4 separate regions of the Mus musculus genome follow, and all the other regions are linked to region 1. Evidence: chromatin loops called from intact Hi-C (ENCODE). Cell type or tissue: gastrocnemius. All regions are shown on one strand. Region 1 overlaps Srp72 (signal recognition particle 72). Region 2 overlaps Thegl (theg spermatid protein like). Region 3 has its middle 6.9 kb from the start of Spink2. Region 4 has its middle 11 kb from the start of Gm34598.

Region 1 (8,000 bases):
GTTTGGAGTAGTTTGCATAAATGTATCAAATGCTCATTCCTCATGGTCTGCTCTTATCAAACTGACACAGCTTTAGAAGAAGGTCTGTATTATAGATAAATGCATTCTTATTTGGAAAAGTACTTCTAGGAATTTAGTTCTCTAAAAGGAATAAAGTTTATGGGGAATTAAGGACTGGCAGAGATCCCATTCATCTGTATTCATTATTATTTTTAATTTTTAAAATTTATGTTTTGAGGGTGCTGGAGAGATGGAAGAGCATTGACTGCTCTTCCAGAGGCCCTGAGTTCAGTTCTCAGCAACCACATGGTGGCTCACAACCATCTGTAATGGGATCCGATGCCCTCTCCTGGTGTGACTGAAGACAGCAGCTACAGTATACTCTAAATAAAATAATTTTTTTAAAAAAAAAGTGTGGTTTAAAAAAAAAAAAAAAGAAAAAAAAGCTATGTTTTGAGAGTGAAGGAAGAATCTTGTTCGTTGACTTTGTTCGCATGACCTTTGTTGCATAGGTATCTGCATTGGTGACCATGTACAGCCACGAGGAAGATATTGATAGTGCCATCGAAGTCTTCACACAGGCTATCCAGTGGTACCAAAGCCACCAGGTAAAGGAGTGGAGCAAAGTGTTACAAGGGCATATTTTCCATCAGTAATAAAGGGTTCTACTGAACCAAAAACTTCAGAGAACTAAAATAGTGAGTCACTATTTAAAAATTGGAAGGCTACCTAGACTCTGAAATTAATTTCTATAAAAGTATGCCAGGTTCAAATACAATTGTTATACATAAGGTAGAGCTGCAAGATGAAACAAAAGAGCTCATTTGTATTTTTAGAAGCTCTTTCCATAAACTGATGACTTGGTCTTTCATACACGAAGATGGAGAATTTAGTAAGCAGGCCCATTCTAAAGGGCTTATAGTAAGTAGGACTTCACTCACAGGCTAGACATTTAGCTTAAAACTTTGCTATTTTATTTTGTTTTGTTGAACCTGTAGCCCAAATCCCCTGCTCATTTGTCCTTGATAAGAGAAGCTGCAAACTTCAAGCTCAAATATGGCCGGAAGAAGGAGGCAGTCAGTGACCTAGAACAGCTGTGGAAGTAAGCTCTGGGAAATGCTGTTGTGGGGGTGATGGGGGATCCCCTTGTTTATGTTAGTGGTGATTTTATAAACTGTTTATTAACTTTTTTATTTCTTCTTTCAGACAGAATTCAAAAGATATTCACACCCTAGCCCAACTTATTTCTGCTTACTCGCTTGTGGATCCAGAGAAAGCAAAGGCGTATCCTCTGTAGTCTAGCTAGAGAGGAAGCCCAGAGCTCTGCTAGTACTTGGATTTCATGCAGACATTTTTCTGTTAGAAATTTCAACTCGCCGGGCGTGGTGGTGCATGCCTTTAATCCCAGCACTCGGGAGGCAGAGGCAGGTGGATTTCTGAGTTCGAGGCCAGTCTGGTCTACAGAGTGAGTTCCAGGACAGCCAAGGCTACACAGAGAAACCCTGTCTCGAAAAACCAAAAAAAAAAAAAGAAAAAGAAAGAAAAAAATTTCAACTCATAGACTTGCTTCCACTTAGTGAAAGCAAAATATTCAATTATGTATCAGTAATGAAGTGGGGGAGGGGTCACATACCTGTCCGTTGCAAACACTGCTGATAAGATTTAACAGGCAGGACATAGTAGCATGTTCCTGCCATCCTAGCACTTGGAAGGCAGGAGCAGGAGAATTAGGTCATCCTTGGCTGTATAGTGAGTTCAGTACTAACGTGGACTTGAAGAAGAAATTAAATATCCTAGTTGATGAATTTGGGTTCAGAGTGCTACACAAATCAGGCCATGTTCCCTGAATTGAGTTGTCTATAGGCTGCTAAGAAACTACTGGTCAAAGCCTCTGACTGAGCCAGGCTGTGCGTGCGCACTGATAGTTAGGAAGTACCTGGAACTGGATCACTGAGGTAAGAGAGAGCTGATTAGTTTCCCCTTCAGAATATATACTGTGTATTTGATGTGACTTGTTATTTTATAGGAGATTTAAGAGTATTTTTGCTGTTGATAAAGGCCATCCAGGAAAGAGTATTTTTCTGTTAGCAAAGATGTGTTGATAGATACAAACGTATGTTGTGTTCCTGAACACCTGTCTTACTCCAGTCTTAGCAAACACCTGCCCTCATCGGATAGCATGTCTCTAAAAGTAGATGTTGAGGCGCTTGAAAATTCTCCTGGTGCTACCTACATTCGGAAGAAGGGTGGAAAAGTTACTGGAGATAACCAACCAAAGGAACAAGGGTAATGTTTTGCTAATTCAAAGTCTGTAAACACACACACACACTTTTGAGTGCTAGGATGAAAAATGAATGTCGCTATACCTAGTTAAAAAAAATAGATTTCAACAGCAGTTGGAGTGGAGGTTTCATGTGAGATTTGCTGGGATCATAGCAGGTGGAATGGTTAGACGAATGCTCAGTCTGGTTGAGAGAGAAAGACACGATGCTTCAGAGGCAGGAGGATCAATTAGAGGCCAGCCTTGGCTACGTGAGACATGTTTTTAAGGGCAAACAAAAACAGGTTAGGTTTGCCTATAATCCCAGCAGTTGGAAAGCAGAGGCAGGGTAACTTTGTGAGTCAAGGCCAGCCTGGTCACACAGTGAGTTCCAGGTCAGCACAGTGAGACCTTGTCTTTACAAAGAAGTGCAAAGTAAGTAAGGAGTGTCCCTTCTGCCATCCCTCCGCCTCCCTTCTAGGGCCATGACCAATGTAACTTGATCTCTGTGTCCTCCTAAAAGATTACCTGTGTATGTTCTGTAGCAAAGAGCTTCTTGATTTTCAAATTCTTGCCAAACAGTTACTCACTAAAACATGGTAGGCTTCTGTTTGTATAAATAACTGCAGTAGAGGATACTTTGGTAACTTAGGTATGATAGCTCTTTTCAAAGAATAGGTCATATTTATATTGTAAAAAGTTTTATATTATACTTAATGTGTATTATCTCAATAATAATAATGATTCCCAGTTTCTTTTTAGACAGGGAGATTTGAAAAAGAAGAAGAAGAAAAAGAAAGGTAAGACTTTGAAGAAAAAAAATGCATGTTAGATTTCTGTGTTGAGATAGCCCAGGCTGGCCTCAAGCTCAAGGCAATCCTCCTGCATCAGCCTCCCAAGTGCTCAAACCACAAGTGTGCATCACCATACCTGACTTTAGATTCTTTTTTCAACAATAAAAATAGTGTATTCCTAATAGAACTCTCTGGACCTAAAGACGCTATTATTCTCTCATGGTATTTTCAAACACTGACTTTTATCTTGACTGGAACTAACATTTTCTTACATTAGTGTTCCCTTAAGAGTTTATCTAAATTCAGAGTGCTGCTGTCTGTCAGGGTTTCCGTTAGTGTGAAAAGACACCATGACCAAGGCAACTGTATAAAGGCAAACATTTAACTGGGGCTACCTTACAGTTTCAGAGGATTAGTTCATTGTCATTATGGTGGGAAATGTGGCATCATGCAGGCAGACCTGGTGCTAAGAGGAGCCAAGAGTTGTCCATCTTGATCTGAAGGCCACAAGGAGAAGACTGTCTTCTACAGGCAGCCAGCAAGAAGCAAGAGGCTCTGGCTCTGGCCAGGCGGCAGCATATTTATAAGACCTCAAAGCTCCACCTCCCCAGTGACACACTTCCCTAACAAGACCACACCTCTAATTCCAGTTGTGTTATTTATTCCAAGCCATGAACACACCATTTAGACAATTTTGAAGCTGTTCTAGATGTATTTCTCATTTATCAATTATTTCTAGGAAAACTGCCTAAGAATTATGACCCAAAAGTTACCCCAGATCCAGAAAGATGGCTACCAATGCGAGAGCGCTCTTATTACCGAGGAAGAAAGAAGGGTAAAAAGAAGGACCAGATTGGAAAAGGAACACAGGGAGCGACTGCAGGAGCCTCCTCTGAACTGTAAGTTGTGGCTGCAAAACAGGAGTCTCCGAATGCAGTTCATCCTGGAGGCTGGTTCAAGTCTTAAGACTTCCCTCATATGCTGTGTGAGAAACACAGACCTCCGCCCTTGATAAGGATGCAGTATGTGAAAGGAAGAAAATATACTGATTTTATAGCAAGCACTTTAACTATGTGATTATAGTGTTAAAAGGTATTGTAGGAAGTGTGGGGATGAGGGAGTGAGGGAGCTCTTGCCCGGGTTTAACCACTACAAACCACCAAACAGCCTAACAAGTAATTACAGTTACTTTAGAAACTAAAGATAATGACTCATTTAAATGCGAATTTAATTTAAATAAATGTGAACTATTTCTACATAGAATTATAAGTCACTTAAAGCTGATTTTCTAAACTTACATTTGGCATGTAGCTTATATTACACTTTCTTTAGGTATAAAATGGTTTAAAATTTCAAGAGAGTCGTGGATAGAGAGATGGTACATTCATCCTTAAAACACGTGGGAAATTATTAGGTATGGAAAGTTAAATCCACGCACATACGTGCTTACACCTTCTCCTGTATTACATTTCTAAATGACTAAAACCTTTCTGGTTTGATGATTTCAGGGATGCCAGTAAAGCCGTGAGCAGCCCACCCACCTCCCCGAGACCCGGCAGTGCGGCAACAATATCGTCCTCTGCAAGTAACATTGTACCCCCAAGACACCAGAAACCTGCAGGCGCCCCAGCAACCAAAAAGAAACAGCAACAGAAGAAGAAGAAAGGAGGGAAAAGTGGCTGGTGATGACAGTGTACTTGTTGCAGGCTGTTCTTAATCCAGTGTCAGTGACATTAGGAACATAATAAAGGTAACACAGCAGGAAGCACAGAGCTCCCTCCTCCATCCCCATAGTCCTGAAATGATTTCTTACACTTCAGATGCGAAGACATCCTCCTCAGACTGCCTCATCGAATTGGCCTGCTTATACCAAATAGCTTTACAGAGAGAGGCCTGAAGATGGCAGCATACGACACATTATCTAAGGTTTCCCGGGATTTAAATAGACAGGGTTTCTCCTGTTTCAACTAGTGTGAAGATACATGTTCCTATCAAGTCTCACCTTAAATTATGTCTTACAAGGCTAAAAGTAGAATCTTCTGAGCATTCCAAGTATGTGTTTAGAGCTATCATGTGATGAAAAGGGATCTTAATAACTGAGTGGCCAGAAACTCACCGTCTAAAATAATCTTAGCCATAAATTGTCCTGTGATACTGGAATTGGGACTCTCTCTCGTGTGTGTGTATTTGTGCACATCTGACTCCTTTGTACCTTTGTTGTTTCCATTTTCAGATTATGTTAACATACTGATTTAGTTCCACTGAAGACCTCAAAAAATGTATCAGTGTTCCAAGTAGTTGACTCTTGCCCCAGTGTTCTGAGGGCAAATGGGTTTGGGCTTCTCAGTCAGAACACTTAATGGCCACTATCAAGAACATAAACTTTGACCTCTTTATCTTAAAGAGGAAACAATATCAGGCGGTATTGAAAGCCACAAGAGCATTTGGCCCCATTAATAATCAGATGGCTCCCCTTTCTGGTTATGGGACATGACCTTCATTACCTTTTTCGAAGTAACGTGGTCTGCATTCATTTTGTGGTGTAAATGTTGCTCTTGTCTTTCATTGCTAGCAGGTCACTTTCACACTCAGCAGTTGTGAGACACACATGGGTGCCTCCCCATGCTTAGTATTCATTTCTGTCACCCGAGAGATCATCATATTTCTCACCTAGATTTCCTGTGACCAGGCTACTCTGTTCTTGTTAATAAAAGCGCTGCTGTGTTTGAGCATTTCTGTTGAAACTTCTCCAGTGGGTTCACAAGGCTTTCCTGCTCTGGGGAGTTAGAATAGGGGCTACTTTTCTGTTCAGCATAGTCAGTGTCTGCAGTGTCTAAGAGGGGTCGACATTGCTCTCCAGAGGACTAAATACTCTGTGACAGGAATAATTGATTCCGTTCCATCTCCTTTGCTTAAGGACTTTTTTTTATGTTGACCAACAGAATCTTCATATTCTAAACTTTGAGAATTTTGGTCTAAGACATCATGGTGAAATACACACGTAGCCCTCTTAGTTGACATTGATACAGTCATTGCTAAGCCACAGAAACCTCACTTCAAATAAGTTATTTATCTAAACTTCATCTGTATTAACATCTAGTAACTATTTGGGGGAGGTCTTTAACTGGCTCAGTGTGTGTGTGTGTGTACACACGTGCGCATGCACATTAATAAACAATGTGGAAAACATCCATTCACTGTGTTACATTTTGAAATAAATTTTAAAATAAACTAGCAGTGAATGTGACTAACAATGTTTCGGTATTGGCATTTTATGAAGGACTTCCTTATTAATACATCTAAGATCTTTCTTTTAAGGTGACTATCTAAAATTGCCTCCTGCCGCTCCTAACAGAACTACAAATCTAATGGGATTGGGAGAACTCGGTTTAAAAAAGTCAAAATTCAGAGGCTGGAGAGATGGCTCAGCAGTTAAAAGCATTCACTGCACTTCCAGAGGCCCTGAGTTCAGTTCTCAGCGCTTACACGGCAGTTCACCTGTCTGTCACTCCAGTTCCAGGGAATCTGACGCCCTCTTTGGCCCCTCTGGCAACACATGTGTGATGCACATATAAAACACATAAACATGAAACAATAAATCAGGAAAAAATCCACACAACATTGTACATTTGTAAAGTATTGAGCCTAATATTTTCAAGCCCACTCAAGATAACTAACCTTAAAACCCGTCCCATCTACCGCTCAAGCCTCCTGGGACTCGCCGTCGCTCCTTTGCTAACATATTTGGAATATCTAACAAAAGAAACTCAATTTCATGTAGGAACTGTATTTTTCCCTGTGGTGGAGGGAGAAAGGGGTCTCAACATGCTAGCCTGGCATTAAACTCCCTGTAGCTTCTTCAGTCTGAGCCTAAGCTCTGTTTTCTCAGCTCCCCAGTGCTAAGATCCAGGCCGGAGGCAACCATGTCCTAATGTAATCTCTCTTTACTGAGCAGGACCTCAGGGTCTTTATCGATGACTTACTCCCCCATTCCTAAAAACTAACCTTGGGAAATTATGCAACCTCCTGGGTCAGTTCCTCAGCGAGCTCAAGATGCCACCTCACTTAAGTTACTACATACTGGTCAAGGAGGGTGACTAAACTTGGGCTCAATTTGCTTTCTGTTTTTGTTTGCTTTGTTCTGGAGTTGTTTTGTTTTGGTATCTTTCCTGACTAGCTGTCAGGACCTGCAATCTTTGTCCTTAGCTGACAATTGTGAATAGCAGCCCTTTTTGTGGCTCCCAGTGGAATTCATGTGGAATTGGGACAGGGGTGGTGTAAGTTGCGTTCTGGGGTGGTGGTTGAAACTGGGGAAAGATGGGGAGTCTTCCAGGGATTCTGGTGCCCTAGGCATTCTTAACTTAGAGGCACGACTGGTTGAGTAAATTGGGAGTTGACGTCTCCAGATAGCTCAAACTCTTTAGGAGTTTCTTCAACACTGCCAAATAATGCCTTTGTGCCTTCTGGGGCAAGGGGTGCCTAAGGACCTCTTGCCATGACAGTCCTTGTCTGTTTCTCCCAGTTCTCTGATGAAGGTCACCAGGTTCCCCAAGATTGGGCTAGATCCAACCCCCTTAGCATCCTTGCCCTTCCCTCTTCCACTGGACAGTCCTGGTGATCTCAAGTTGAACGAAATCAGCTGCCAGCCCCAGGCAGGTGCGCCTACGCAAAATGTCAGAAATGCCAGATAGTCAGCTGTGCTCACTGGCAGGACTGCGGTGACCATGGGTGTGGCCTACGCCTTGTGGTCCTACGTCTCCACCTTGAGCCCCACACCAGGGCCACACCTGCCAGGATCGGGGGCGGCTCCGGCGCGCGGGCGCGCAGGGGACAGAAAGGGAAAGGCGGTGGCGGGGATGGAGAGGGGGAAGACTAAGAAAGAGAGTCAAAGGTTTTCTTCGAGCACTAGGGAAACAGCAGTAAAGGTAGAGAAGGAAAAAAAGAAG
Region 2 (8,000 bases), 65 kb after region 1:
TGGCCAAAGAGACCGGTGTCTTTTACACTTCACACGGGCTTTATTCTATTTTCTGTGGTCTTTAGAATGAGCAGCTTTTTCCGAGAGACGCTGCCCTGACTTAAGAATCCAAACAAGCCAGCGTCACTTAACTCTCCTGAAAGGCAGCAATAATAGGCTGTCTTCACTCTCCATCAGAGAGACTCTTGCTAGGTATTAATCCTGTGAGGTTCACAGCTCCCAGATTCAGGTTTGGAGAGTTATTCATTTGTGTTCGTCTGAGCATTATGTCTCTTGGGGGACAGAAATAGGATTCCGGTCCAATTCCTTCGATCCCTAAATGAGAGCTGTTTCAGTCCTTTGCTTTAGTCTATTGAATATGAGGGAAGGGTCATGCCCCCCCCACCCCCCACCCCAAGCCTGCTAAACTCTGACCTGGCTGCCTAGCAGAGACACGTGCTTCTGCTTTCTTCTTGCCTTTTGCTGCTTTTCTTACTTGTTCCAATTAGAAGAGAGCTGCGCAGGCAAATGTCCTTCACCGTGGCGATCCGTGAATCAGAAAGCCCCTTTCCTCAAAGGGTTAAAAAATTAGGACAGAGTCTTCTCGCTTGGGTGCACACATACAATAAATACAGCCACACCTTCTCTTGGCCAACCTCGTGTTTTATTTTTAAACATTTCACCACAACTATTTACCGATGTGCGGGTGCACGCATGCGCACATGCAACCATGCTGCGGTGCAGTTTTGGAGGTGAGAAGACAGCCCTATGGAGACGGTCTCTCCTTCTGTCTTTATGTGGGTCCTGGGGATTGAACACAGGTCATCAGCTTTGTATGACAGGCACTTTACCTCCTGACCCATCCCACCAAGGATCAGCATTACCACGGATTTCTGAGTTAATATGTCACCTCGCTGGCTGGTTCGATGGCTGTTTCTCCCATGCCTGCCATGTAAAAATTAAATCTGTGTATAGCTGGCGTGGAACCCGTACAGTCCAGTTTGAGTAAGATGGAATTTGATCCTGTCCAGAAGGATTCCCACCCTTTCTGTCGAGCTATTGGAGCTCAGTCAAGAGCTCAGACCATATTTTATAAAGCTGAGCTGGACACGCACTTACGTACCATTTTTCTCTTTCTTTCCTAGTTGGAAACCAAGATTTCCTTCTCTACCCTGAGTGCTGTTGCAACTCCAAGGATTGTAGACCTTGCCCACCCAAGGATTAAGATAGAGGGCCTATGCTATGAAAGAGAAAGGAGTGAATTGCCCATCCGTCCCGTAAGCCACCCCCACCTTCCCTCATTGGCTTGTTCTCTGATTGCTCCTAAGATGCTGTTTTGCCTCCACAAGGCCTAGGCCAAAGTCATCAGAAAAGATAATGTTGAACGCGTTCTATGATGGGAAGGGAGGACTACCAACGTGATAAGGAGGAAGGCAGAGGAGTGGAGGGCAAAGAATGTGGGCTTTGAAGTTAGTGAGCTGGGTGTGAGTCTTTGCTCTTGACAGGGAGGCCTGGCTGGTTGCCATGCAACAGCCTTCTCATTTTTATCAATAAAGAAACAATATGGAAGACGTGCCTTTCAAAGTCAGACAAGAGGCGAATAGTCAGGCAACATGTATTCATTTGGCACCTATTGGGTCATAGGGCAAACAGTCGCCTCTGAGCAGTTCATAGTGTAATGGAAAAAGTGGATGATAGACAAATAAATTTGTGCTGTAGATACATATCATGAGGAAGATTGAGTGATCCAAGCACGGTGGAAAAAAAAATGTATTATCTCTGTGCTCAGGATCCTGAGGCAGGAGGACCTCAGGTTTGAGGCAAAGCTCAGTTGTTTAGCATGCAGGCTTGTAAGATGGTCTCTGACAGACAAACAGGAAGGGAGATTAAATAAGTACAATAGAGATGGCCCATTAGAACGCATGATCTGTTTCTGCAGGCCAGGAATCCCTCACTCCGTGAGGGTCTGAGGTCTGAATCTAGAAACAAGGGAAATGTGTCTCAGCCAAGAATGAGGAAAGATGTCTCACACAGAAGTAGCAAATGAAGAGGTCCTGAGGCAGAAAGAGCTAGAACAGAGGCCCTGTGTGGCTGCTACGGGTCACAGTGTCCTGATGGAGAGGGGGAAAAGATGAGGTCAGAGACGTGGGGTTCAGATTTCATGGGGGTTCTGCAGATACGGGAAGGAACCTGCTCCAATGTCAGCAAAACGAGGGCTCCTCGGAGGGGGCTAGCACCTGAGCGTGGTGTGCTCCAACCTAGCTTTAGAAAGTACTTGCCTAGTGGGGGGCTGTGCTGATGGAATGGGGATGGGGGAGGCAAGTTGCTGCCGGGTCTCCTGCAGCCATCTGAGCACGGCTGGACTGCTCCACCTAAGAGCAGAGGCGAGGGGGGTTAGCAGGGAGCACGACTGCAGTGTTGCAGGAGAGAAGTGAGAGGAAGACAGGGCACGCAGGGAATTCTGGAAAGGCATTTGTGTCTTTTTTGTTTTTTGTTTTCTTCTCCAGGTAGCCCCTGCTGCCCTACTTGCTAATCCTAGTAAAAGAACGATATTTCTAGCAAAGTCCAAGCGTGTTCATGAAGACTATCTCCCTATCCGAGATGCTCGGTGGCCTGTATCTTACGCTGCGACTCATTCTCAGGTGTCTGAGAGAGTCCAGGAGTTAGCTAATCCACACACAAGGTATTGCAATATAAGGTTAAAGTGGGACAGGAAGGGTTAGGGGTCTGGAGAAAAGGGGAAAGTTGATTTAAAGTAAAAAAACAAAACCATAACTTTTTTTTTTTTTTGAAAAGAGCAAATCCTTTGGAACATGACAACCTGCAGACCCTAGATCACGCTTATAGCGTTTTCTTACCTGTATAATGGAGGCCTTGAAATCCCAATGGGACAATAATATTAGCATGGGGGCGAGGGTGTGCTTGGGAAATGTCAGTTCCTTTTACTGTTCTCCTCACATAGGGTCGGTTTCTTTTTCTCCTATTCCAGGGGTCCAGCGAACCTTGTATACTACGACCCAAACGTCTTTAAAGTCAAGCCTTCTGCTTTAAAAGCACACTGTTCCGACAGGGTCAAGGAGCTGGCGGAACCCATTGTGCGTTAACTACGGCAAGCCACCCCAGGTAGACACAAGTTAGGTATCTAGACCGTGCGGCAGATAACTTTGTTCCCAGCCTTGGTATTTACATCTTACTGATCACCTCCCAGACATGAGACTTCCAGAAAACACCGCTGTGAGCGTCAGATGGCACCGTGTGTGATCTTGTCTTTACCAAGTTTGGGGACCTTACCCAGCAATAAAAAAGAAAGCAGTGCCTGCCTCATTATCCCTCCTCAGACTGGGATCTCGGTGGCCCCCTTGCGGCACCTCGCTGCACTGCACTGCTCACATTCTCTCTCATGCTTTGCTCTCAGCTACCTCCTGAATTCTGTCTCCAGCCCTTCTCTACAAAGTCCTGACCATCGAGTCCTTCTTAGAGTGGCCTTGTCCGTCTCCCTTGGCCACCTACAAAAATGCGACGCGAAGGATAGGATGAAAGCATTTCATAGTCCTTGTTAGGGAACAGCTTACTTATCGGTCTCTCCTGCCTCGCTCCATGCTCACAGCCACTCACCACGAAGGAGAGGAAAGAGGTATCTACATGGCAACTGGTGATGTGGCATGCATCTACAATCCCAGCTACTCGGGGAGGCAGGGGAGAGAGGATCGCCAGAGCCCAAGAGTTCAAGAGCAGAGGACAACAAACAGTCACATGCTGTCCCAAAAAGATAAATAAGTTTAAAAAGAAAAGACTAGTGATGCGGTACTTGTCTGTGTTCCCAGAATTTGGGAGACAGAAGTAAAGGACCTACTCTATAAAAAGACTCTGTCTTAGAGGGTGTGTGTGTGTGTGTGCTTGTGTGTATATGTGTGTGTATGTGTGTATATGTGCATGTGTGTATATGTATGTATGTGTGTGTGCTTGTATGTGTATGTGTATATATATGTGTGTTTGTGTATGTATATGTGCATGTGTGTGTATGTGTGTGCTTGTGTGTATATGTTCGTGTGTGTATGTATGTGTGTTTGTGGGTGCATGTGTATATGTATGTGTGTGTTTCTGTGTGTATATGTATGTGTGTGCATTGTTTTAATAGCAAGCATAAAAAACTATCAAATTGTATCTGCTTAGAGTTTTTAAATTTAGTTTTCTCCATGTATTACTATTTAACTTTTTTAATTTTTATGGGACCTGCCTAGATTTGCATGAAGATGAATTTACTCAGAATCGTATTTTACAGTAAAGGAGCTCCTGTATATGGAAGGGTGTTGAGAGGCAGTATTAGAACAATAATTTTTCACTCTGTGTTTGCTGTTAGAGGGACCTGGGTTTGTACGCCTCCTGGGCCATTTACTGGGCATTTGAGCTTAAACCAATTTCTCCATTTCCTATGTCTCAGATTCTTTATATATAAAGTAGGTCTTTCCACAGTGCTGTAAAGATTAAATGAAAAATTACATATAATAAAGAGTGAATTTGTATTAAGATGTACTGTGTTTGCTGGGAGGGAGAAATGGTGTCATTAATGCCAATGAGGAAAGTGCAGCCTTGTGTTTCAGTCAAGCAAATGTTTGTTGACTGCTTTTTGAGGCGCTGTACAAGGAGTGGGCGGTACAGCACAGTGAGCCAATCAGATGCCAGCTCTGCTCTTACAGGCTGGTCATCTCCATTACATCCTGTTACAAGTAAGTGTAACACAGCCGTGGTAATAATGCTATTATAATACCATTATAGTAATGCTGTAATGTTGTAAGATTACAGAGCAGAGAGCTCTCATCTCTTAGGAAAGTGGGGGAGGTTTTCTTTAATGAAGAGAGACAGCTGGACTGGAACCCAAACCCTGAGTAGGACCAAGTGACTGCAGAGTAGACAGCAAGGCATCCCATAGAGTGGACATGTGTGTTTCAGAGACACGTGTGTTGAGTTTCTGGTTATTTTTTTGATGATTTTCTTCCCTTTGGAGAGCATCTCCCATCTCCTTTCCAGGAGTTACCTTCAAGTCCCTTAAGCTTTACACAGTGGGGGTGGGGGGATGACACATAGCTTGGGGTTAGGACATGCTCGAGGCCCTGAGCGCAAATCCCATTCCCTATAAAGTGAACAGATAAATAAGGGGGCTGAGCGATGCCCCATGGTTAAGAGCACCGGCTGTGCTGGCCGAGGACCCAGGTTCGGTGCCAGCAGCATTTATAGGGCAGCTCATAACAGCCTGTACTTCCAGTTCGACGACGTCTGAGCCCCTCTTCTGGCCACCTCAGGAACGCATGCACATGGTATGGTTCCGTATGTTACAGGCAAAGCAGCCACACGTTTGAAACAAAAGTTAAATCTTTAAAAGAAAAACACAACAAAGGTTTTTTTTTTTTTTTTTTTTTTTGGTGGGGGGGGCGAATGTGTGGTGACCCATGCCTTTAATTCCAGCACTTGGGAGATAGAAGTAGAAAGATCTCTCTGAGTCTGAGACTAACCTGGTATAAATATCAAGTTCCAGTTTACCAGGGTTATTCAAGAGACTGTTTGAAAAAAAAAAAAAAAAGTGGCTTTTCTTCAAGGTAGCTCAGTGAAAGAATGGATGTGTGACCAAGCCATCTGGGCCTAGTGGCCATTGTCTGAAACTTTGGGTCTTGAGTAGAGGGCTGTAGGGGTAGAAGCTGACATCTCCCTTTCTAGGTGCTCTCATGCGCTCCCACCTCTCACGTTGGAGTGTCTCTTAGCCTCCTGTCCCTCAGCTATTCCTCTGATTCCCCATAGCCTTCTAGTAAATCCTTCATAGCAGACAGGAGAGCACCCCATAGGCTGAAACAGGTCCATGTGGTTCTAAAAGAAAGGTCTGTAAGATGCCGAGGAAGCTGGGGTGGGGTGGGGTGGGGTGGGAGCCAGGTACTTGGAGCACCAGAGGTCGGGTTCACTATTTTAGTCTCCATCCTAAAGGCAATGGAAGGCTACTGAGTTAAGTTAATTAGAACACGAGACAGAGCATATCTTTTGTCCTTTTAAGGCATGCCTGGACTGTAGTCAGAGAGAGCACAAGCTTTCTTGCATTGCTTCTTAATTTCAGCTCAACCAGTTGGTTACAAAAGTAACTCCTGTTGTCCTTGGGTGATACATTCCCAGGATCTGTGGATATTTGAAACTATGGAGAGTACCAAACCATTTATATTTTTCCTATGCATGAGTAAATATGAGATAGTTTAACTTATGATGATGGTGATTATTATTATTATTATTATTATTATTAAACAGGTTGTCCTGGAACTGGCTATGTAGATAAAGCTGACCTCATATTCACAATAGCTATCATTACCTCAGAACATTACAATGCAAACTGCTAGTGTGCCCCCAATATCTTTGTGTCTAGTCAGTCATCCTTCTTGTGATGATGTGAGATGGCCCAATGCCTCCATGACAAGACAAAGTTATAAGAATGGCGGGCATGTGGCATAGCACTAGGCTACAATTAATCTTTTGATACGCCAAAAAGACACAAACTACTTTAGATCATCCTGCCTGTGTAGTGACAATTTTGGTTTCTTTAAGAAACACAGATATATAAGAATATGTCTTCCTTTGAATCCCAGGTGTGGGATACGAGACTGCTTCAGATTGCCCATAGCACCTGACTGTGATTTGTTTCATGTTCTAGCAGGGGCATGATTTACCAGTGATAGATAGTTTCTTCGATTGTATGACCTTGGGAATTCTGGGGACATTTCAGAGGGTGTATGCTAGGGTCCCAAGAGGCAGTGAGGGTTATTGGTTGTTTGTTGGTTGTTGTTAGTCAAGGTTTGTTAAGTAGTTGTGCACAAAGAAGAAAGAGGAGAAAGTTAGTATCTTGATGGTGTAAAACCCCCTTTCGGGGACCCCCACTTTAGTCTCGGGAGTGAGAGAGCACCCAAAGAAATACGAGAATCTATCTTGCTTTAATCACATGAGGCAGTTTAATGTCGGAGCTCCGGACCGACATGCATCCCACACAGGAGATAATGGATGTTGGCCCAGAGATGGCACCACCCACAAGGGGACCTCCCCGCTTGATCACTAATTGAGAAAATGTCTTACAGCTGGATCTTGTAGAGGCATTTCCCCAACTGAAGCTGCTTTCTCTGTGATAACTCCAGCTGTTTCAAATTGACACAAAACCAGCCAGTACAATTGACCCCTTGTCAACTTGACACACAAACACATCACTAGTAAGCCTCAACCCTTGCTTTCTTATTTTTCTCCAAGATCTAAATAATGTTAAAAGTCCAACTGTCTATGCAAATTCTTAAAATTTCAATCCCTTTAAAATATGCAATCTCTTTTAAAATTCAAAGTCTTTTTTTTTTTTAACAATTAAAAGTCTCTTAACTGCGGGCTCCACTAAAACACTTTCTTCAGGAGGGAAAAATATCAGGGCACAGTCACAATTAAAAGCAAAATCAAACTCCAACTGTCCAATGTCTGGGATCCACTCACAATCGTCTAGGTGTCTCCAAAGGCTTGGGTCACTTCTCCAGGTCTTCCTTTTGTAGCATACACCTTGTCTTCTAGGTTCCAACTGCCTATACTCCATTGCTGCTAATGTTCTTGGTAGTTACCTCATTGTACTGGCATCTCCAAAACACTGCTGTCTTCCACTGCAACTAGGCTTCACCAATAGCCTCTCATAGGCTCTCTTCATGGTGCCAAGCCTCAACTCCTTTGCATGACCCCTTCAGTCCTTAGCTATCAATTACAACTGAGGCTGCACCTTCACTAATGGCCTTCTGCAGCCTCAGCTGCTCTTCATGACCCCTTCACGCCTTCAAAACCAGTACCACCTGGGTGTCTCTTACACATCACCAAGTCCAGCCACAGCAGGAGGTACAGACATTGCTATCTCTGGAACACAGTGTCTGTGCTCTCAGAAAACACTTCCCAGAAGATTTCATCTCAATGATGCTGGTCTCTTCTTAATCACTGCTAATTTCTTAGCTCCAGCTAACCAGCATCAATAG
Region 3 (8,000 bases), 220 kb after region 1:
GTACCGTTTGGGTAACTCATATGTTACCAAACTCAGCAGCCAGCACAAGATACAGCCTTGGCCATGTATTAAGCACACCTACTGTGTGCTGGCTCACTGGAAACACTGTCCAGAAGATGTCACCCTAACAGTGCTGGTCTCTACTTAACCACCACCAATTCCCCCAGTTCTAGCTAAGCAGCACCAATCGTCCCCGTAAGACAGAGGTTTTGCTTTAGTGCCTCTGGTCCTCTTGTTAATCACAGCCAGTTCTTCATAATCAGCTGACCAGACACCACCCATTCTTCTCACAAAGGGCCCAGTAAAGTCTTTGTTTCCTTCCGAAATCTCACAAGCCAGGTCTCCATCTACACAGCTCTCAACATTCTTATCTTCTACGTTCATACAGGACAGCCACTGAGCTCTCAACACCCAGTGGCTTTCTAGGCCAAAGGTTCAAAGTCCTTCTACGATCCTCCAAAAAACATGGTCAGATCTGTCACACCCATACCCCACTACTCTGGTACCAACCTGTCTTAGGGTTTCTATTGCTGTGATGAAACACCATGACTAAAAACCAAGTTGGGGCGGGGGGAGTGTTTCGTTGGCTCACACTTTCATATCACTGTTCATCTTTGAAGGAAGGCAGGACAGGAACTCACAGGGCAGGAACCTGGAGGCAGGAGCTGATGCAGAGGCCATAGAGGAGAGCTGCTCACTGGCTTGCTCCCCATGGCTTGCTCAGCCGGATTTCTTACAGAGCCTAGGACTGCCAACCCAGGACCACCACCACACACAATGGGCTGGGCCATCCTGCTTCAATCACTCATTAAGAGAATGTCCTACAGCTGGATCTTATGGAGGCATTTTCTCAACTGAGGCTCCTTCCTTTCAGATGACTCTAGCTTGTATCAAGTTGATATAAAACTATCCAGCACACCCTATGTCATATGCCCTCTCAAATTCTCGTGCTTATGCCAAGATCTTGTTCTATAGCCCAGGACTTGGGATCTCTTTCAAATTCTTAGGTTGGAACAGAGTGTGGTGGCTCATGCCTATAATCCCAACACTTGGAAAACTGAGGAAAGAGAATTGAGGCCAGCCTGGAGAGCGTAGTAAATACCAGGCTAGCCTGGTCTACAGAACGATACCTCTTTCTTTCTTTCTTTCTTTCTTTCTTTCTTTCTTTCTTTCTTTCTGTCTGTCTGTCTGTCTGTCTGTCTGTCTTTCTTTCTTTTATTTGCAACTCTTTATAATGAAATATATATTTCCAGAATATTTTATCATGGAATATGGTAAAAACACACCTTTAATCCCATCACTTCAGGAGGGAGAGGCAGGCAAATCTCTGTAAGCTCGAGACCAGCAGGGCCTTATGGTGAGACCCTGCCAAAAAGAAAAAAGAAAGAAAGAAAGAAAGAAAGAAAGAAAGAAAGAAAGAAAGAGAAAAATCAAATCATCAGAAAATAAAGTAAGGCACTGTCTGTCATTCCTGCATCGTGTGGACACTGTGCCCTGCCTGGGATGTCACCATCATGTACAGTCTCTTAAAACTCTATCTTGCAGCTGGGCATGGTGGCACACTCCTTTAATCCCAGCACTCGGGAGGCAGAGGCAGGCGGATTTCTGAGTTTGAGGCCAGCCTGGTCTACAAAGTGAGTTCCAGGACAGCCAGGGCTACACAGAGAAACCAGAGAAACCCTGTCTCGAAAAACCAAAACCAAACCAAACCAAAACAAAAAAGTCTATCTTGCCTCCAAGAAAACAGCCAGAAACACAGACCTGAGAAAGCAGCGGCTGAGTACTCAGCCCTCATCAGGACCAACGACATCTCTCCCTCCTAGACTCTGAGGACATTGCATGGAAGTGGGCAGAGGGAGTGTAGGAGCCCTCAGGAGTGCTTGAGGCTCTTCCAGAGGATCACAGGCAGCACATTCTAGACTTGAAATCCATTAGTAACGGCCTCCCTGTGATCTGGTCCTACTGTCCCTGCTTAATGGCTTTCTAAAGATGTTTTCTTTCTTGTTTTAAGGACAAGAGTATTATTATCATCTTGACCATGTACTTGCTAAAGGCGTCTGCTGTTCTTTACTCGCTCATGTGAAGTTAATGGCTTCAGTTAAGGGAAACTCTGTAGGCCTCCTTCCCTCTTCTTGACCCATCATTGCCAGCTTGCCTTTATAGCCTTAAAGCTGTAGTGCTGTCTATAACTGTGTTACTATCTTTAATTCTGAATTCTTAGTAAATGATATTTTCAGAAAGGCATTTACATAACTTTCAAGGTCAAAATAAATGAATTTAGATTCCATGGGTTAAAAAGTCAGCTGCTTTGTGTATCTAACTTTGTCCTGAAATGACTATTAAAATACACAACAATCCCAGGAGTGGACGCTGCCAGTCATCTGTACCCACTAAATGTGCCACGGTGTCGTGACTTTTACAGGAATAGCCAACCACTTTCTGATTGGATTTGAGTCCAGATACACAAAAAGGAATTCTCTCCTGCAACTGTATACCTAGGCAAAAAGTCATGGGGGTGGGGGGGGTGGGGGAGGAATCCCTCTGCCCTAGCAGGGAGCCCACTGCTACTGTTGTGTTAAATAGACATGTGTTAAATGGACATGCTGTGCTGAACAAATTATCTTCTACGTCTCTGTGCTTATCACTGTTAGATTATTGTTGCTCTCCACTTTCATCGGAGAAGTTTTTGTCCTATTATTATTATTATTATTGTTGTTGTTTTTGTTGTTGTTGTCAAGGAGCAGCAGTAATATAAGATTCATAACTCCTCAAAGTGCTGAGACACATGACTAAAGATCTTAGCCTGAATCAAGACCTCTAAATTGCCTACCCAGCCCCACCGAAGGCTTAGGGAATATCACATAACAGTCGGCAGAAAGATATAAGACCTGGAACTGGAGAGAGATGGCTCAGCACTTAAAAGCACCGGCTGCTTTTCCAGAAGACCTGAGTTCAGTTCCTAAGAACCTCTATGGTGGCTCACAACTTTCTAAACGTTCTATAACTACATTTCCAAGGGATCTGGTGCCCTCTAGTGGCCACTCTGGACATGAAGCACACATAAGCAATATAGGCAAAAATACTTTGGAAAAACACAGGTATACATGAAATGAAAGTTAAAAACAAGGCCGGCGCACACCTTTAATCCCAGCACGCGGAAGGCAGAGGCGGGTGGATTTCTGAGTTCAAGGCCAGCCTGGTCTACAAAGTGAGTTCCAGGACAGCCAGGGCTACACAGAGAAACCCTGTCTCGAACCCCCCGCCCCGCCCCCCCCCAAAAAAAACAGAGTAAAATGTAAATCTTAGGAAAGAAGGAAGGAGGGAGGAAGGGAGGGAGGGAGGGAGGGAGGGAGACAGAGAGAGAGAGACAGACAGACCTGGGAGGGAAGTTGGAGAGGAAGGCTGGAAAATATTACCTTGTGGACTTGGCATGCTCTTTGTGCTAACACACTCACAGTAGCTGTGGTTAGCTCTGCAAGAGTAGGATGCAGTGGAAACCCTGAAAGAGTGAAACCGTGAGTGAATGTGTGTTGCTGCCATGGTTACAGCCATGACAAAGACCAAAGCCATCCCCCATATGGGCCAGGCAATGTCTCATTTCCTCCAGTCCAGCATCAGTGTTTAAGGATGACTGATCAGTATATACAAAGCCTAGTGACTGCAGCTTCCTCCTCCTCCCCGATGTTTGCAGCCTGAGGCTGCTGGCCTTCAGAGACCTCCTGTGGAGACTAACCAATCCTCTCCTGTGCTGAACGTAATGATCAAGTTGAGGTTTGCAGGGTGGTAGTAGAGGGTGCCACTCCTTGAGAATGTACACACCCATCTCTATCCAGCTTTTCTGTATGTGTTTCTGCAATGGTCCTTTCTTCATTCCTTCACTGAACTTGGGGTTCCAGGACCAACCCATCAGAGAGAGAAATGGCAAATGAGATTTCCAAGACTGGGCCTATAACTATTTCATCATGAATGGTCACTGGAGTAAAGTAACACCATCTTGTGTCTGCTTAAATACTTCTCAGCCCCCACCCCACCCTTAACACCCTTAGCAGCACATTTGGGATGATACACATTTGTCCGTGATTCAGAGGTATTAACCAACATAATTAATCTTTGTACAGACTAAACAAACGGAAACTGGTAAAGATATAAATAAAAATTAGCTGCCATGGTGTCTCTTAAATAACTGCTGTGTTCTGTGGAAACAGAGGTTGCAAGGTTGCTTTGCCTCTCCTCTAAGACTGATGCTATTGTGATCTGTGTGACGTTTGTATTTAAAACACACTTTACCTCTCAGCTTCACTACAAGAGTCTTTCTGAGGGGCTAGCCTGCTCTTGCTCACTGGCTGTCTTAGTTAGGGTTTTATTGCTGTGAAGAGACACCATGACCACAGCAACTCTTATGGAAGAAGACGTAGAAGTGGGATTGGCTGACAGTTCACAGTTTAGTCCATCACTGTCATGGTAGGAAGCATGGTGGCACACAGGCAGATGTGGCGAGTCTATATCAGAAGCCATTTTAAGTCTGCAGTTATGTTAAGTTTCGGTTTTCTGGAGACTGACCCAAAGCTCAGTTGTAAACCAATTCCTTGGGAATGGTCTGTACTCATTGTACAAGGAGGGGCTTTCCTAGCTGATCCACTTGTACCTGAAAAGACCCCTACCTTGTCATTTTGCCATATTAAGAAGGTATGAGAAATTGGCTCAAGGCTGGTCTCTTGAACTTCTTCCTATGAGGAGAGAAAGCCTCTTCCAGATCTCTGGTGGGCACAGTAAAGCCTGCTTTGATTTAGCCATACTTTCTGCTAGTGGTCTTTTAACTCAAGTCTTTAGGATTAACATTTGAACGCCTGTAGGCTGAGATTTTTCAAAACCTACATTAAAAAAAAAAGATTTATTTATTATATGTAAATATACTGTAGCTGTCTTGAGACACTTTTTTTCTCCTCTCTCACTCCCTGCTCACTCCCACTGCACTTCACTCTGGCCCCGCTTGCTCTAGCCCAAAGATTGATTGATTGATTGATTGATTGATTGATTGATTGATTATATGTCAGTACACAGTAGCTGTCTTCAGACACCCCAGAAGAGGCCATCAGATCTCATTATGGATGGTCGTGAGTCACCATGTGGTTGCTGGGATTTGAACTCAGGACCTTCAGAAGAACAGTCAGTGATCTTAACCACTGAGCCATCTCTCCAGCCCAAAACCTACTTTTATTAATGGTTCTTAGATGCTTTGATGCCCCTTCTAGCCCACCACCCAGAAGAGGTAGTGGAAAGAAAAGGTTAACAGAGCACAAGAGGATGTGGATCTGGAATATTTCTTTGAAGCAAATTCAGTCTGTGCTGTCAGGATATCGGCAGTTCAATTCACACAAATCAGCAGCAGCAGCTCTGTCCACTCACAAACACCATCTAGGAATCAGCAATGGCAGAACTCACAAACACCATTCACGAATCAGCAATGGCAGAACTCACAAACACCATCCATAAATCAGCAATGGTGGGTCGATCCAGAAGAAATCGCAAGGCTCTGACAATCAGCTGACTCCTCGGAAGTGGCAAGAAGTCACAGGAACACCACCAGTAGTTTTTTGGTGCATTTCTCTCTATGAAGTCACAGCAAACAATAAACAACAAAGAATGGTAAGGCGTATCAATACCTCCCAGCATCATCAGCAAAGGCCAGCAGCAGCAATGCCCAGCAATGACCAGCAAAGAATGGCAAGGTGTACCAATACCATCCAGAATCATCCACTGGCCATTGGACCACATTTATATCCTTTCCAAACATCACGTGTTCTCTCAAGCGTCTGTTCTAGCAACACATCATGTTCCCTCTTTCCAGGCTGACTCCAGAAAAACATTATGTGTCTGTTCTTAGCAAAACATCCTCCCATAAGAGATTCCAGAAAAACATCCCATGGCACAACTGAAGGACTCCAACTCAAATTTAGAAGCTAGACCCTTTGCTCTGAGTCAACCACTCCCCAGAGAGAGCACACTTTGGGGACATTCTAAGGACCAGGGATTCACCTTCAGTTTGGCAGACTGCCACAGCTAACAGCCACATCAAGAGAAACCAGCAAGCACCTGTCTGGGAGTACTCCTTGGGTAAGTTACAGTTATTTCGATGACATCTGGTCCTGATTCTGTCAGCTGGGGTTCTTTCTATGACAGTTGACTTTTATAAGTCACAATTCTTTCTAGACCATCTAGAGACAATGAGGTATCTCACACAACATATGAACTCCTTGTCCAGGGCACTATCAAGAGGACACATTGTTCATATGAATATTGGCACCCTGTGTTGCATGTGGTTTTTGCTCTACCCACCTTTGCTCCAGGAAGTGACTGTGCTACCAGCCCCCACCCGGCTTCCATGAATCCATGGATAAAACACACACGCACACACACACACACACACACACACACACACACATGCGCACACGTACATGCACGCGCTACTGTTTCTTTTCAACTTGCCTTCTTGGCACAATTGCTAGGTGTTATTATCTCCTGCCTAGAAAAGCATGCTCTTACCAGTTTCTTATCTCCATCTCTCCCTCCTGCCCTAAACTTCAGTTGCTAAACTCCCTGGCCACCCAACTGTAGTAGTGACCACAAGGTCCCAGCTCCTCCCGAGACCTCACACGGTTGCCTGGTTCTTCGCTCTCCAAAGCATGGTGAACTCCGTTCTCCTTCCTCACAACTCCCTGCCTGCCTCTAGGGACCTGGAAGTCCTGCCTATACCTTCCGCCCAGCAATTGGCCATGGCTTTTGTTGTTGTTGTTGTTTTTGTTTTTTGTTTTTTGTTTTTCGAGACAGTGTTTCTCTGTATAGCTCTGGCTGTCCTGGAACTCACTTTGTAGACCAGGCTGGCCTCGAACTCAGAAATCCGCCTGCCTCTGCCTCCCGAGTGCTGGGATTAAAGGCATGCACCAGCACGGCCCGGTTCTGTTTATTGTTTCTTGCTGTTTCTGTCCATTGTACAACCTGTGCCCTGTGTTTAGAGGGTAAGTTCTGTGTCTATTCAGTTCATTTTTGCTATCTCCATCCCTTCATCTTTCCCAGTTACAGGCAGACATGGGAGCTGGACCTAGCAAGGAAGGAAAAGAATGTGGGAGCAGGCACAGCTACAACAGTACACATAGTCCTCACTGGTACTTCTTTATGCACCCTCCAGCAATGTCCTCTGTCTATAGTTAGGACTCTTGCTAAAGCTCTGACTACCTCTGCTACTGCCATTTCTCATTGTACTGGTCCCGTCCCCTGTCACTAAATTCACTTTGGGGTATAGATAATATTGAAATATTATTTTATTCTACTCTGCTTTATTGAAAATCTGATTCTGAAGTTGGGCATGGCTCCCCACCCTACCCAACCACCAGGTTCAGGCATGTCTGTTTAAAAGTTTGTTCCAAAAAATTTTTCTGTAGTATGTCAGGATAGCCACTTAATTTTGTGACAGGGGAGGAAAAACCAGAATGGCCAAAGAAATTTGGACTTTTTGTTTCCTCTAACTGCCTAAAACTTTTCCTAAGATAAAAACCTTATTTCAAGAGTCATAAAAACTGTTGTGTGAACTTTCTGTACCTCAAGATTTGTAAGTTTGTTGGATATGATTTAAAAATCTGTAACAAAAGTTGGCTTAAACGTAATCACACAGAGGTGATAATTAAAAATTTATACACAGGCAATCTTAAAGAGATATACATCTAATGGGCTCACCCTGGAGGAAACAACCATATAGGTTAATGTCATCTGGGTATTATATAAGCAATTTTAAACCTCCTTCTTTCATGGCTTATGTCCTCTTTTCAACCAGGAGACCTCAAAAGCTCCCAGCCTCTGAAAGTAAAACAAAACAAAACAAAACAAAACAAAACAAAACAAAACTGCCCAGGCTGGGTAGGTGAGGGGATTACTGCTGGGGAAAGATTCCCTTTGTCACCCAGTCAGTCCTATATATTAAAAAAAAAAATCTATAAAAATTAGAA
Region 4 (8,000 bases), 170 kb after region 1:
AAGTAACAGGATGAAAGTGACACTTGGAAAAAAAAAAAAAAGGTGTTTTTATATTGCTTGAATTTTACTTCCTACTTGGGGGTTAAACAAAGTCCTCCTCTGAATAAAGAATGTCTGTGGCGTGCGACAGTGAGGTGGCTTGGGGGGTGAAGGTGCTAACTCTGAGTTCAGTCCCCAGGACCCACATGGTCTGAGGGCAGAACCGACTCCTGAGAGTTGCTTCTGACAGCCACCTATGCACTGTGGTACAGGAGTGACAGCCAAATTCATATGTCTGCATGTGTGTGTGCGTACGCATGTGTGCACGCACACACGCACATACATTCATACACACATTCACATACACTCATACTTACACTCACACTTACATACACTCACACACATACACTCACACACACATACACTCACACACACACTCACACAATACACTCACACACATATACACTCACACACACAATAAATAAATACCTAATACAATAATGTAAAAAAAAAAAAAAACAGAATTAAAGGAGATGAACAATATCTGTGGTTGAGAGGCCTCTAAGCAGAGGAGGCTCGGGTTGGAGGCTGAAGTTGTATGAAAAGTTTTAAACTGACTTCGTATTCAAAAGTTCTGGCGCTTTCATCCCAGCACTTGGTAAGCAGAGGCAGAGAGGTCTCTGCGAGTTCAAGGCCAGTCTGGTTTACATGTCGAGCTCCAGACAAGCCAAAGCTACATATCGAGACCTTGTCTCAAAAACAAAAAGGCAGTAAGTGTGCTTCCGAAGGACCCTGACCACAGTGTTTATAAACCAAGGCCTCGGCAGGGTGGACAGGAGGCTAAGCAAAGTGGAGAAGGAAGGAAACATTTGTGATTCGAAGGTGACCAGGATTTTAAAAAAGATTTTTATTTCAAATAATTTATGAAAATTTTAATTATGTATAGTTATGTCTGCCTATGGGAATGTGTGAGTGCAGATGCTCTCAGAGGTCAGAAAAGGGTGTCTGGTGCACGGGAGCTGAGGTTACAGGTAGCTGTGAGCCACAGGGCGGGGTGCTCAGAACCAGAGGCTGTGATCTCTATCGGTCTTCTCAGCTGCTGTCTCTGAACTTCATTACCAACCTCTTACCCTTTCAAACTAGGGTGACATCCTGGCCCTGGGATGTTTCAGGATCCCCCATCGGCTCCCCTCAACCCCACCCACACATCTTTGGAAACAGCCTTTCAAGAAAACTTCCTCTTTGCCCTATGAACACATGACATCTCTTGCCTGGGCTCTGGCACTGCCCTTGTGCCTGTCGCAGAGCAGAGGGACTGACCGTTGTTTTTCTACTGTGCAGCTAGAGCCACGGAGCCTGCTCTTCCTGGGTGTTGACCCTGTGCACCTGCGAGGGCATGCAGAAAGTTGAATTAGATCATTCCTATCTGCAACGTCTCCACCTCTTAGGATTTTAAATATTTATTCGAGAAAGAGAAACTTGACCTCATCCGTAAGCCTCTCCGATCACTTGCTGCCAAGAGGAGAAAGCCGGTAGTCAGCCCAATAAACACAGATCTGGCGATCGCACTCATGTTTCAAATCACTGAAAAGAGCCGCGTGCGGGCGGAGGCCATGCAGATGAGCGGTGCTGGACCTCTGCCGCTGAGGCCATGCCTAGTGAAACTGCAAGTCCACAAAGCGTTGCCAACGGCGCACAGGCACCATCCTCACCCACCTGCGCCTTCGTCTCTCCTCCTAGAATGGTTCCTGTGAAATCCTCACGATTTCCCTGCTAGTTAAGGAAGTTTTCTGCACTGGTTGTGATTATGAGACTCAGGCCAACACGGGAAAAGAACAGAATCGACTGCTTTGTGTGAAGACAGGAGTACAATCGATGCTGGGCTTCAGAGGCTGCCTCATCAGCTGACCACGATCTGAGAGGGAGTGAGTGAAAGAAGAACCTACAGCAAGAAGACATGGGGTCTGTGGCACTGGGTGCCTACGACGTCCTCTATTTATATACAGCGGTCATCGTTTGGTGTAATATGGATCTTACACATCCTACAAACTAAATGCATGGCACAAAATCTTCTCCGTCCAGAAACTCAGTTAACTCCATTTTTCCACCCCATCGCCAAATCATGTAAGCTAGTCTTCAGTTTGGTCGCCTTGTCCCTGGAAACTCCCTTCTCAGCACAGGTATTTTTATAGTGTTTTAAAAAATGATTTATAACACACACACACATATATACATATATGTAATATATGTGTGTGTGTGTGTGTATATATATACTGTAGCTGCTTTCCAGACACACCAGAAGAGGGCATCAGATCCCATTACAGATGGTTAGGAGCCACCATGTGGTTGCTGGGATTTGAACTCAGAACCTCTGGAAGAGCAGCCAGTGCTCTTAACCGCTGAGCCATCCCTCCAGCCCTATAGTGTTCTCTCTCTTTTTTTTAAATTATATATAATTGCAACATTTCTTCCTTCTCGTTCTTCCCTTCACATGCTCCCATATGCTCTTCCCAGCTCTCCTCCAATTCCTGGGATCCTTTTTTCACTAATTGTTATCACACGCATATATGTATGTTTGCATGTGTTGTGTGTGTGCATGTATGTGCTCTTCCCTGTGAGAGACCACCTCTCCTGATCCCAGCTTTCCCACTTGCCTATAGGGGCAAGGCCTTGTGGGCTTTTCCCCATCCAGTGAGGCGTGTCCTTTGGTGTCCTTCTTCAGCTCCCATTCGCCCAGTCCTGTGGTGAGACTTTCTGGGAGTAGCTTCTGAGATTACTAGAAGACAAGTCTCACAGCAAACTTCCTGATCCCCTGGCCGTTACAGTTAGTCGTTTCAGTCTCTGCTCTGAAAGCTTCCCTGAGCCTTAGTTGGAGGGCTGTATTGTAGATATATCCATTGGGACTGGGCCCCACAGCTCTGTGTTTTGATTAATTATGGTTTTCTGTAATGGTCTCTGGAAATGTCTCAACAGAGTTGCCTTGTTGAGAGGCGAGGACTACACTTATCTGTGATGTAAGGACAAGTGTTTATAGATTGTCGTTACTTGATGATGCTCATTTAGTAAATTAGTGGTTGTAGATTCTCCTCCAGTAACTATGACTTCACTGGCACTGAGTGTTAGCCTGGTTTCCAGTACCAGAAATGGTTTCCTTCTTGTTGACTGAGTCTTAAGTCCAATTAGAGAGCCGTTCGTTGGTGATCACCAAGGTGTGTCTGTCACTACTGCACCCTTAGTTATTGTGAGTGGCCATCACCTTAAAGCCACCCAGAACAACTCATGTGCCTCTTGGAAGTGACACAAAGTGCCACCCTGCAGGTTACTATTGTCATCCCTGGTGCTGCATCACCTCAACCAGCCATGGCCTCTCTCCTTATCTTCAGGGAAGATGAGCTAAAGCCACACTAGCATGTTTGACCAAGCTTTTCGAGAGACTGATTCCTAACATGAGGTGTTTAACCACACAAACCTTGAAAACCCAGACCTAGGGTTCCCAGCTTTAAAACTGTAGCCTGGTTTCCTCCTTGTTAGCTGGGAGAGTCTACACTTGGCCGTAGCCAAGAGGCTGAGCAATTACCTGAGAGAGTTTTTGAAACTAAAACCCTGATGCCTTCTTGAGGTTTGGGCCTCGAGCTGGAAGAACGTGACTTTTGCCGACTTCTATTGGACAGTGTATGTCATGAAGATATCCGTGAAGGTAGCTTAAACATCAGCCTGCAGTTATCAGAGAGACCACCAGACTTTGCATCGTGCCTGACTTCAAGCCTTTGGATCTATTGTCTCTTCAAAGGGTTCAGTCCTAGATAGGGGGAGCTGCCTTCTCACGCAGCCGAGTGCCCCATTTTTGATGCTTCATCTTACTTTCTAGCCTTTACCTTACCCCAAAATGAGGAAAACCAGGATGGCTACCCTACCCAGCAGGGCTCACTTTTCCCCAACCAGGCAAACAGTTTCCCAAGAGGTCCTGCTGTTCTGGATCTTATAGCATCCACTTCTTTTTTTTTTTTTAATATTTTTTATTACATATTTTCCTCAATTACATTTCCAATGCTACCCCAAAAGTCCCCCATACCCTCCCGCCCACTTCCCTACCCACCCATTCCCATTTTTTTGGCCCTGGCGTTCCCCTGTACTGGGGCATATACAGTTTGTGTGTCCAATGGGCCTCTCTTTCCAGTGATGGCCGACTAGGCCATCTTTTGATACATATGCAGCTAGAGTCAAGAGCTCCGGGGTACTGGTTAGTTCATAATGTTGTTCCACCTATAGGGTTGCAGATCCCTTTAGCTCCTTGGGTACTTTCTCTAGCTCCTCCATTGGGGGCCCTGTGATCCCTCCAATAGCTGACTGTGAGCATCCACTTCTGTGTTTGCTAGGCCCCGGCATAGTCTCACAAGAGACAGCTACATCTGGGTCCTTTCAACAAAATCTTGCTAGTGTATGCAATGGTGTCAGCGTTTGGAAGCTGATTATGGGGTGGATCCCTAGCATCCACTTCTAGCACCACGCCAGGCATAGCAAAGCCTTAGCAGGTTAATTCAAGAGGACCATTCTCCAGCTTTTCTCAAGGTCTGTGACTGACCTCTTATGGACAACTGTTTGCATAGCAACACATGTTCATAGCTACCCAAACTAGGAAGGATTAAGTCATAACAAACATGTTTAGTTCTTAGACCACAAATTTCAAATCCATTCTCTCATAGGAAATCTGGGCTGCCTTCATGACGCACACTGTCCAATAGAATTCTGCAAAAGTTACGTTCTTCTCGGCCCAAGCCTAAAGAAGGAGGCTAGTTTTCAGTTTCTAAAATCCCTTAGCTAACTGCTTGGCCTCTTGGCTAAGATCAAGCGTAGACTCTCCTAGCTGACAAGGAAGAAGTCAGGCTACAGTATTAAAGAGACCACACAGAGAAGAGGTCACACAGAGAGAGGCCCCTGCTCAGCAGACAAGCCCCAGAGGTGAGCAATGCATTTATGGAGAGGGAACAGGTGGGGAGACGGAGCCTTGCTCTGTAGCACAGGCTCGTCTCAAACTCGTGGTACCACTGAGCCAGCCTGGAACTACCTAGTGAGTTCCAGACCAGCCTGTGCTACAATGTGAGACTGTCTCATATATATGTATGTGTATGTGTATATGTGTGTATATGTGTGTATATATAATTTATATATGAGGTATATATGTGTATATGATGTATATATGGTGTATGTGTGTGTATGTGTATATGTGTATATATTTTTACATTATACCATACAATATATTATATATATATATATATATATACAATTTTTAAAACCTTTAAATGAGAAGTTAATCCTGGAATGAAGCAGGAAGAACTTCCTTACTTCCATTTGTAACATTCATCTAGTCCATCACCTAACCCAACAGCTCAAGTGTAATGTGCTAGTTACAGTTAGGACTGGCAGTGTTGTCTTACATGAAATACACAGAAAAAAAAATTGTTCACCAAGAGTAAACTTTCTACCTCTCTCCTCTTGTTTTAAAATTGTAGAATTGCATTTGTTTTCCTTTTCATTGTTCAAATAGGTTAGGAATAGCTAGAATTAAGGTCCAAGGTCAGAGAGCTGGCTTAGAGGTTAAGAACACTTAATTTTCCTGCAGAGGACCCACATTTCAGTTCCTAGCACACACACATCAGCTTGTTATAACTCCAGATCCAAGAGATCCCACTGCAGATGTACTTCTGACCTCTGCAGGCTCCTGCACTCGTGTGGTGCACAGACATACACTCAGCCATGTACATGTACACATAAAATATTTTTAAAATTAAGGTTCAAGTCAAAGTACCGTCATTTTTAAAACTTTTAGCAACCTCAATAGTTCAAAGCCTTTGTGAGGAAAGAGCAGTTGGGGAGATAGGGTCCTACTATGTAGCATAGGCTGCCCTCAAATCTGTGCCACCACTACACCAGGTTGGGCTACATAGTGAGCTCCAGGCCCACCTGATAGATAGACCGACAAACAGGCAGATGTAGATATTGTTATATTGATATATATTGATATAATTCTTAAAGTCTTTACAGGAGAGATTAACCCTGGAATAAATGTAAGGAAAGCCATCTTACTTCCTTCTATTTCTAACTCCAAGGTGTGTGTGTGTGTGTGTGTGTGTGTGTGTGTGTGGTGTGTATAGTGCGAGTGTGTATGGGGGTGTGTGGTGTGTGTGTTGTGTGTGTGTGTGTGTGTGTGTGTGTGTGTGTGTGTGTGGTGGGGGGTGTGTGTGTGTGTGTGTGTGTGTGTGTGTGTGTGTGTGTGTGTGTGTGTGTGTGTGTGTGTGTACCCATGGAATCCCAGAATGTGGAAAGTAGAGGCATGAGAATCAGGAGTTCAAGATCTCCCTCACTTGGCTACATAAAGAGTTTGAGACCAGTCTAAGATACATAAGACCTAGTTCCTCAAAATAAGACAAAACCAAGACAACTGTAGTGTTAAAGAAGAAAGCAAAAGAAAACACACGGATATAGAAATTGAAAGCATTAAGGCTGGCGAGATAGCTCAGCGGGTAAGACCACTGACTGCTCCACATGGTGGCTCATGACCATCTGTAATGAGATCTGACACCCTCTTCTGGTGTGTCTGAAGTTGACTACAGTGTACTTATTTATAATAATAAATCTTTGGGCGGGAGCATGCAGGGTTGACCAGAGTGAACAGGGCCGTCCAGAGCAAGCAGAGGTCCTAAATTCAATTCCCAGCAGCCACATGAAGACTCACAACCATCTGTACAGCTACAATGTAGCCATATGCATGAAAGAAAGAAAGAAAGAAAGAAAGAAAGAAAGAAAGAAAGAAAGAAAGAAAGGAAGGAAGGAAGGAAGGAAGGAAGGAAGGAAGGAAGGAAGGAAGAAAATCTTTGAAAGCATTAAGCTAGCTAAGTGGAGAGGTGTGCATTTTTAATTCCAGCACTTGAAAGACAGCTGCTAGCAGATCACTGTGAGTTTAAAGCCAGCCTGGTCTACATAGTGAGTTCCAGGTCAGCAATGGCTACATAGTAAGACCCTGTCTCTAAAAAAAATTAAGTCAAAATAAAGTAGAAATAAAGATACGGGATAAAATGTTAATGTAGCAAGCTATGATAATGAGGTACAGCTCCAGCAGGAGCCAGTTCTCTTGAGCACTGCCAAAAGGGAACATTTACTGAAAGGGACAGGGGTTACAAGGGTGTGAGGGTGATGCCTAAAACGTGCTCTCAAAACGTAGATGGAGAAGACGGCATTTTATCTCCGTTTATTCAAATAAGCACATCATAGCCAATTCCTAATTACCCAAGAGCAATAGCAAAGACATGACATAAAGTTCACAGCCATGCAGAAAGCAGACTCCTTTGTAAATGAGATGAAAGTAGGAAGGGGGCTATTTGGGAAGAGGAAGGAGACCCTCTGGAGACGGAGAAAGATACAGGACTGAAGGTGTCCTCGTGAAACTTCTTGGCATCATGGCTTCATCACTGCATGCAATGAATATGAGTACATTTCATAATGGAGTTACTTACTGTTCTCACTGCTGCGCTGTGACCAGACATGACAAATATAATGAATAAACATTAGCAATGTAGTTTCTGTTCTCACTGCTACACTGTGACCGGAGACTTAGTAGCAACTTGAAGGAGGAAGAGTTTATTTTGCCTCACAGTTTGAGCATTTACAGTCTGCCAGGTGGACAAGGGATGTCAGCAGAAGTACACAAGACAGTGGGTCACAGTATACCTGCCATCAGGAAGCAAACAGAAGTCTCTACTAGGAGGCCTTTAAGGCTGTAAGGTCTAAGCTCCCTCACCCCCAGTGACCCACTTCCCCCAGCAGAATGCCACCTCCTAAGTATTCTACAACCTTCCCAACTGATTAAACGCATGATCTTGTTAGGGACTGTGATGGCTAATCTTAGTTGTCAACGTGACTATATCTGGAACGACCTAAAACCCAGCAGCTGGTCGGGCCTGTGAAAGATTTTCTTGATTGGATCATTTGAGGCCAGAAAACCCACCTTAGATCTAGACCACACC

The links. Peaks named below come from ENCODE experiments on the same cell type or tissue, not always from the same donor. Only the 100,000 strongest peaks of a DNase experiment are listed, where the experiment ranks them.
Region 2: a loop joins it to region 1, with 6 times the contacts of the local background. A loop is called at or near these places in 8 of 42 quality-filtered maps.
Region 3: a loop joins it to region 1, with 4 times the contacts of the local background. A loop is called at or near these places in 20 of 42 quality-filtered maps.
Region 4: a loop joins it to region 1, with 2.8 times the contacts of the local background. A loop is called at or near these places in 12 of 42 quality-filtered maps.

What each region holds. Positions count from the first base shown.
Region 1 is chr5:76,993,630-77,001,629 of GRCm38, forward strand. Srp72 (signal recognition particle 72) reads left to right here. Exons shown (of 19, transcript NM_025691.1): 13 at 513-608; 14 at 999-1,102; 15 at 1,207-1,284; 16 at 2,149-2,286; 17 at 3,023-3,060; 18 at 3,794-3,953; 19 at 4,563-6,306. The coding sequence ends at 4,740. Among named protein-coding and RNA genes, the nearest start is that of Arl9, 6.4 kb to the right of the region's middle. In gastrocnemius, a CTCF peak has its summit at 4,963 (motif pointing right); a DNase peak (open chromatin) is centred at 7,791; H3K27ac peaks cover 473 bases.
Region 2 is chr5:77,058,230-77,066,229 of GRCm38, forward strand. Thegl (theg spermatid protein like) reads left to right here. Exons shown (of 9, transcript NM_027970.1): 7 at 1,125-1,256; 8 at 2,487-2,662; 9 at 2,969-3,293. The coding sequence ends at 3,083. Among named protein-coding and RNA genes, the nearest start is that of Gm51293, 22 kb to the right of the region's middle. In gastrocnemius, a CTCF peak has its summit at 3,345; a DNase peak (open chromatin) is centred at 3,345; H3K4me3 peaks cover 387 bases.
Region 3 is chr5:77,214,413-77,222,412 of GRCm38, forward strand. It overlaps a transcript of Spink2 not described here. Among named protein-coding and RNA genes, the nearest start is that of Spink2, 6.9 kb to the left of the region's middle. In gastrocnemius, a CTCF peak has its summit at 3,033 (motif pointing left); a DNase peak (open chromatin) is centred at 3,032.
Region 4 is chr5:77,166,249-77,174,248 of GRCm38, forward strand. No RefSeq gene overlaps it. Among named protein-coding and RNA genes, the nearest start is that of Gm34598, 11 kb to the left of the region's middle. In gastrocnemius, a CTCF peak has its summit at 4,582; a DNase peak (open chromatin) is centred at 4,519; H3K4me3 peaks cover 653 bases; H3K27ac peaks cover 557 bases.